Linked DNA regions of Homo sapiens: region 1 is linked to region 2. The links are chromatin loops, found by intact Hi-C in ENCODE. Cell type or tissue: ascending aorta. All regions are shown on one strand.

The links. A loop is a pair of places that touch in the nucleus more often than their neighbours do. Peaks named below come from ENCODE experiments on the same cell type or tissue, not always from the same donor. Only the 100,000 strongest peaks of a DNase experiment are listed, where the experiment ranks them.
Region 1: a loop joins it to region 2, with 2.3 times the contacts of the local background. A loop is called at or near these places in 1 of 110 quality-filtered maps.

The regions. Positions count from the first base shown.
Region 1 is chr3:21,715,851-21,719,850 of GRCh38, reverse strand. The region is part of intron 1 of ZNF385D (zinc finger protein 385D); the gene reads left to right. Among named protein-coding and RNA genes, the nearest start is that of ZNF385D, 33 kb to the left of the region's middle. In ascending aorta, no CTCF peak of the experiment used is centred here; a DNase peak (open chromatin) is centred at 1,530; H3K27ac peaks cover 3,930 bases.
Region 2 is chr3:21,784,060-21,788,059 of GRCh38, reverse strand. It overlaps a transcript of ZNF385D not described here. Among named protein-coding and RNA genes, the nearest start is that of ZNF385D, 35 kb to the right of the region's middle. In ascending aorta, no CTCF peak of the experiment used is centred here; a DNase peak (open chromatin) is centred at 1,769; H3K27ac peaks cover 3,533 bases.

The DNA of each region.
Region 1 (4,000 bases), 68 kb after region 2:
GAATTTAAACAAGAAACACACAGCAAAAGAGATGCAGCATAGAGTAATTTACTGCAGGGGAAAAAGAATATTTTGTAAGTTAGGTGCAGAATAGACATTATACTCTGAGAGAGAGAGTTCCAGTCGGGCTGCTTCTAAGGATCGGACTGGCGCTAGAGAGTCTTACATGATTATTCATGAGGGGGTGGAAAGAATAAGCATGTTTTGGGTGGTCCTCTGGGTGCACAAGTGCAGTAGCTATACATGCTTGTTCATACGTCATATGTCTCATTAGCATCTTAAATCTCTACCCAGGGGTGTGTTTTTTTACTATTAAAATGAGCAAAGGATCAGTTTGAGGATCGGTAAAATTAAAGTGCGCGTGCTCTCTCCAGAGGAAATTCCCTACTGGAGATACCTTTGCTTGAGTGAGCTCAATTACAGTGCAAATGCTGAGGCTTATTGTGTTGGCTCTACAGTCACCAGGGTTGCTGCATCCAGAGAACACGGTCAGTTCCTTGACTACTTATTCTGCCTCATGTGGACCAGGGCACTTTAACAATATGACACTTCTTACCAGTATGCCTGGATTTAAAATTTAGTAACAAGTACATAACGTGACCACCTGGGATCTGATGCTGATTGAGGAGGTGTGGGGTGGTATCTGAGATTCTGCAGTTCTGAGAAGCCCCCAGGTTTTGCCCATGCAGTTGGTTCACAGACTACTGAGTATCAAGGTTGAAATATACCTTTGCCTGGGCTTTATCAGTACTGTATTTTAAATGCAAATGATGGAAGCCATGGGCCCAAATGCAAGATAATAGCTACTACAAGGAAAATTAGCATATCTTGGGCACTGTATCAGACTAATTTGTAGCCGCTTAAAATTTTAGAAGTTTTTGAATAATTTTTCTTCATTAATTTTTTTGGGTTAGAATTTTAACAATTTTTAAATTTTTAACTATTTGATGAAAATACAGTTTTAAGTGAAGAAAAAAGTAAAAATTGATTTGGAGACAAATAAACCTTACAATACTAATCATTTTAAAAATTGATTCAGTTGTGATTGTCAGTTTGGCCTGAACATTCTCCATTCAGGTTGAGAACCAAATACTTTAATCATTTTAGTTTTTATCTTTGCAGATTTATATTTAGGAAAAGGTAGTACAGAAATGTGGTTGTGATTTTGGCCTCTGGAATTTGAATGTCTGGGCTCAAGTCCAAGCTTTGCCACTAACAAGCTATTTAGTTATTATTTAATTAATACTTAATCTTGATGAAGTTCCATTTTCTCATCTATAGAGATAATGGCACCTGCCTTGTAGGATTTTTGAGAGGATTAAATAAGATAATATGTGTAAAGTTCTTAGCAAATATCCGGGCACGTAGTAAGTGCTTAGATAAATACTGGCTTTCGTTGTTATCATACCTTGTTGGCTGGTGGCTACAGATGGCTGACTAATGTAGACACCAGTGGTTCCCAGAACTTAGTCTTCTGACTGGGCTTTCAGGAATGTCCCTGGAAGGGTTTCTCTGGAGACTGAGTAAGAACCATTCTTCATATCAACCCCAAGGGATCAAATTGCAGAGTGGAGTCTGAGTAGGAACCATGGAAGGATTGATCAGGAGTAAATCTGGAAAAGCATTCCAAGAAATCTCCCAGTGGGCTTGCCTAGAAGGCCCATATGGCTTACTTCTGAAATACATCATGTAGATTCATTTGTGGGAGACATATGCCAAGCAACCCTGTTCACTTTTTATTTAGCCTAGTGATTTAAAAAGTGCAGTCCCAACACCAGCAACAACAGAATCACCTGGGGGCTTGATAGAAATAGAAATTCTGTGGTGCCTCCCCAGACTTATTGAATTTGAAACTTTGAGATGCAACTCACCAGTCTGTGTTTTAAGAAGCCTTCCTGATGAATCTGATGCAGACGAGAATTTGAGAAGCTTTGCTATAGGAATGTAGTAGTCCATTTTTATGCTGTTAATAAAGACATACCTGAGACTGGGTAATTTATAAAGAAAAAGAAGTTTAATGGACTCACAGTTCCACATGGCTAGAAAGGCCTCACAATCATGGCAGAAGGTGAAAGGCACGTTTTACAGGGTGGCAGATAAGAGAGAATGAGAACCAAGTGAAAGGGGTTTCCCTTTATAAAACTATCAGATCTCATGAGACTTATTCACTACCACAAGAACAGCATGGGGGAAACCGCCCCCCTGATTCAATTATCTCCCACTGGATCCCTCCACGTGGGAATTATGAGAGCTACAATTTAATGTGAGATTTGGGTGGGGACACAGTGAAACTATATCAAGTCATAAGCAATTCTAAAGGATTTTAACCAGAGGAGTGACATGCTGAGGCTTTGTATTTTGGCAAGATTACATTGGCAGAACTATTAAGCACTGATCGCAATCTCTGTATCAAGGACCTCAGAGAGAAACAGAAAGTCATCACAAGGGATTTGAAAACCCCATGTGCGTTCCAAATACTGTCTGTAAGTTTGAAAATTTAAGAGAGTTTCAGAATATCCTCCTGTGCATACCTTTTCTGCTCCTCTTTGAATGTATTATGTGATTTTATGATTTAAAGAGGAGAACTTAGTTAAAGGCATAACTGTATTCACAAAAACTTTTGCCTTGTATTTTTTCAGTCAGTGCCTACTCAGAAGTAACCATTTATACATTTATTAACCCAGTATTCAGTGAGAATTTGCTATGTGTCAGGAATCTTGTTGTTATTGTTATTGTCGTTGCCAGGTTGGAGTGCAGTGGCGCAATCTTGGCTCTCTGCAACCTCCACCTCTCAGGTTCAAGCGATTCTCCTGCCTCAGACTCCTGAGTAGCTGGGACTACAGGCGCACATCACCACACTACACCACATCACAGCTAATTTTTGTATTTTTAGTAGAGACGGGGTTTCACCATGTTGGCCAGGATGGTCTCGATCTCTTGACCTTGTGATCCACCCGCCTCAGCCTCCCAAAGTCCTGGGATTACAGGTATGAGCCACCGCACCAGCCTGGAAATTTTGTTAGGCGCTGAGGGCAGAGCAATGAACAAAACAAAACAAAAAACAACAACAACAAAAATTCTAACCTGATAGAACTTACATTTTAGTGGAGATATAACAAGATAAATAAGTAAAGTGTTCTCTATGCTGTATGAAAATACATTTTTAAGTAGAAAAATGAAGAAGGGGAGGGTGAAGAGAAATAAGGGGTCAGGGAAGATTTCAATGAAAAGGTGAACTCTGAGTAACATAATTAAGAAGCCGAGAAATCAAGCCAGGCACATATCTAGGCAAAACATCATCCCAGGCACAGGTTATTCATAGTCATTGTGGAAGTCCTGAGGGAAAACTGTCTCTGGTATGTCAGAGAAATAATACAGAGGCCAGCATGGGTGGAGGGACATGAGAGGAGCACAGAGTTATAGGAGATGTGCTTCAGGAGATGAGAATGGTAATGGTGGGGATCATCTAGGGAGATTATAGAGTGATCATATGGGGACTTTAGGACATTATAAGGCCTTTGTTGTCACTCAGAGTGAGATGGAAGGTATTGGCAGTTTCTGAGGAATAAATGAAAAGGATCTGACATATGTGTGGCTGCTGTGTTGGGAATAGCTTGAATATGGACAAGGGAAGAAACAAGGAAACTAGCTACAAAGCTATCAAAATATTTCAGATGAGGCTTGATGGTGCCACGTATAAGAGTGGTGACATTGGAGGTGGTAAGAAATGTGTACTTTGGGAAGTAGAGTGGACAGGATCTGCTGAGGGGTTGGGTGTGGGGTATTGAGATTGATTCAAAGTTTCAGGGTTATTCAGGGTTATTCAAAGTTATTCAAAGTTGAATAACTAGATAGATGAAGCTGCCGTTTCCTGAGATGAAGATGATTTTGAGAGAAACAGATTTGAAGGGTGAATAGCTGGAGTTTGGTTTTGGACATGCAAGGCTTTTAAAATACCTATTAGATCTCCAAATGTAAATGCTGAGTAGGCAATTAGATA
Region 2 (4,000 bases):
TTCTTTTGGGTTTTTTTAATGGGCACAATATTAATTTCTGCTTCTCTGAGGTTATTAACTATTGCTCTCTCTCTCTCTTTTTTTTTTTTTTTTTTTTTTTTTTTTTTTTTTTTTTGTTGAGACGAAGTCTCGCTCTGTCGCCCAGGCTGGAGTGCAGTGGCTCGATCTCGCCTCTCTGCAAGCTCCGCCTCCCGGGTTCACGCCATTCTCCTGCCTCAGCCTCCCGAGTTATTGCTCTCTTTTTTTAAAAAAGTACGCTCTTCTTCCCCTAACATTGCCTCTCTGAATTTTATCCTCAATTGTTTTGGCCTCTGCTTTTCATGATGGAGGCTTTCCTCAAATATGTTGTGATCTTCCTGTCCGTTCATATTTAAGAATGGCATGTTAATGAATTGATGGCAGTGCTTGTGGCCTGGTGATTTTCATTGCAGGGTGATTGGGTAGGAAGCTGGCTTTTCCTTGACAGCCTCCAAAATGTCAGTGTCTGAACGGCCTTTCTCTGGAATCTTACTGTTTCTCCTAAGAAAGGGCTTCTACTCTTCCATAGGACAGTGTGTGTGGTTAGTGGTGTGCTGGATATTAGCATCTGGATAAGGAGTAGGGGCACGGGGCTTAGGGGTGGGTATTCCCATTTAGTTTTTAGACTTTAACTAAATACATCTATTTTTGTTTTAGCTCTTCACTTCTCACCACTTCTTTTCTTTGTGCCCATGTTCCCACTTAGTGAGTCTTCGAAGTCCATTTTCTCAGTTGGAGAAAGAGGAGAGGAGGGGAAGGAGGTATGCTCTCTGTTTGCACCCACACCTGAGGTACCTCACACCTTCTATCATTGAGCGATTAGAGGATCTGAGAGTTCAGTGAGCTGATCTTTCATCAGTAACCCCCCAGATAGTTACTTGAAGCCTCCACTACTTTGCTTTATCAGGTGTTTTTTCCTCCATTCTCTTTATCTTCCAAAAATGATTTGATATCACTTATCTATTATTGTTTGCTCTCTTATTACTATGCTCTCATTGATTAATACTTTTTAAAATTCCTTGTCATTTAAGTGTGGTTTCAGGCAAGAATGAAGATAAACACGTGTTCAATTCACACTATTTTCTTATTAGGTTTAAATAAATATAAAATTTTCATCTTTTTCTTTGTAGCATAATTCCCCAAATAATATAATGGACTACTTCACATGGGCTTAGGAAAGTATATTTGGACACTTAGCTTGGGAATTCGTTTCTGGTTTAAAAGATAAGGTTTGTTTATACAAAAAAAGAAATCTGTTGATTTCATTCATTAGCATATGTTCACGGACATGGCAAAAGCATAATGCTAAAAAAATTACTTAGATGCAACTTGGTTTTATGAATTACCAAGCAGAAAAGTATAAATGGCCTTATTATTCTGTCACCACTAATGCTGTACTGTTCCAGATCACAGTTTTTGCACAATGGGAGATATTTGAAAGTTGTTTTTCTTACTGATGGCCTAGCATAGATTGATTCAAAGATAATGTACTAAGAAAAGCTACGTGGTTTCAGGGCACTGAAAATGAGAACAAAATTTCTGATTAAAGACTTCTGAATAATTCTTTCTGGAGGCACTATATCCCATTTGCTGTGAATTGTGTATGTTTAAAATCTGAAATATGCCAAAGCAAACAACGAAGAAAAAAAAAATGCCGACTTCCCTAAAGGAGTACTGTGTTCTCAAACCTTTCTTGGCTTTTTCTTGGACTGGGACGGTCAAAAACATTTCTAGTAAGGACATTTACTGGCATGCCGTGCGTAGGACACAGTGACCTGTCTTTTCCCAATACAGGCAGTAGGGAAGTATTAGCACTTAGAGAAGCTTATAAAGTCCTTCGTGAGGAATCCTAGAAAAGGAGTGTCAAAGAAAGCTGAGTTTGAGTCCCAGTTCTGTTTACGTTTGTGATGTTGAACAGTTTATGAACCTCTGAGAACCTCTCCATTAGGATAATAAAAGCATCAATATCACACATGATTTTTATGAAGGTTAAATGAAGTCACATGGTAAAAAAAAAAAGGGTAAAGTAACAGCACTTGGGATAAGTCACATGCTCCACACTTCCTGCTTTTGTTTCTCGCTTTCTCACACCAAGGTCAAGCTTGGTTGCCAGTGCAGCCTCTATGGAAATGAAGTATTGAGTTTATGTGATTGCAGGCTAATCAGTGGGGAAAAGCAATTGCCACATTCAGTACAGTTAGTCAAATAGGTTTATATATTTCTCCATGGGTCATGAAACAAAAGTGTCCTATTTACCTTCAAATTTTCCAGCAAAGTGTCACAAGGGATGAAATAGATACTTAACAGGTGTTTGTTGAATTGAGTTTGTTATTGTGTTATGATAACTATGAACAGAAAGGGAGAAACAATGTAGCAAAATGGTTAAAATACTTCAAAATGTCACTTATATGTGAAATCTAAAGTAGTGAAATTTATAGAATCAGTGAGTAGGATGGTGGTTGCCAGAGGCTGAGGAGATACCAGGAAGGTGAGTGATGGTTAAAGGGTACAAAGCTTTAGCTATTCAAGTTTCTGGACATCGAATGCACAACACTGTACCTGTAGTTATTAATATTGCATAGTGTACTGAAAATTTGCTAAGAGGGCAAATATTTGGTGAGAACATTCTTAAGTGTTCTCACACACACATATATATACACACAAAAAAAATGATGGTAACTGTAGGAAATGATGAATATGTGAATAAGCTTAACTGTGATTATTTCTCAATGTGCATGTATATGAAATCATCAAGTTATGAACCATATATATATATAATTTTTAATGGTCAATTATTCCTCAATAAAGCTAGAAAATATATGGGGCTCAGATATACCACCGACCAGGGTTTCCATTCTAGCTGCTCTCTTAATAGTTACGTGATTTGGGGGCAAATTATTAAAAAGCTTTTATCCTCCATTTTCACAAGTCCAACCTCCCCGGTCAGTGCAGGGAACCAGGGGTGACGCCACTGTGAAGTGCATGCATGGATTGTGTGTGTGCATCTATGTTAGAGCTAAACTAGGAAGAGGTGAGTGAGTACCTGCCTCAGATAGCATTTAAGGGGTCACCAAAAACAACAGTAATCAAGATAAATAATATTTGAATGCAACATTTAAAAAAATTAAAATGCAAAAAAGTCCATGATAAATTAAAGATCAAATTTTGAAATAAAAATCACAATCAGTAACAGTGCCATGTGGAGCCATGTTGGAGCCTAAGGCAGGGAGAGACATCACTAAAATTGACCCTGTCCTTATTTAAAATTTTGATATTTTCTTTGTTATAGGTTCTTTTTTGCATTAATTATGACTTTTTAAAATATCTTAAAATAGGAAATGTCTAAAACATCATGTTATATACTTAAATATATATACAATTTAAAAATACATTAATTAATTAATTAAAGTACTATTTATCTTGACCACTGAGATGTTTAGTGCCCTCTAAATTTTGTGTCCAAGTGCAGTTCCTTACTGCCCTCACCTAGTCTATGCCCTAATCAGGCATAATTTTTCTCTATCTAAATATATATTAGTGTAACTTTACACGTTACTTAAAAGTAGACTATTTGAATTTCTTTATCGCTTCCATTTATCTGAAATCTATATATTAACACACTTAAAGCACACAAAAGAGAAGTGCATCAACCTTAGAAATTCTTGGTGCCAAAAAAAAGATGGTTAAAGTGATTGTGCTCATATTTTTCAGAGTAACACCAAAAGGTAAGTAAATAAGTGGCCCACATTGAGAGCTGGCTAGGAAGAGACCTTCTGTTTTTAAGAATATCTACCCAATGGCCAATTATAGTTTGCTTTAAACATGGATTTTGAAGCCTTAATAACATTCTCCTGCTTTATAGGCTGGTTTTAAAGTTTTATTCTTGGCAGACTTCTCTTCCAGTAACTTGTTCCTAATACCCATAGTTCACTAAATGACAAACTTCTTACAGGAGACTGATAAGCACGTGTGTGAGAGAACC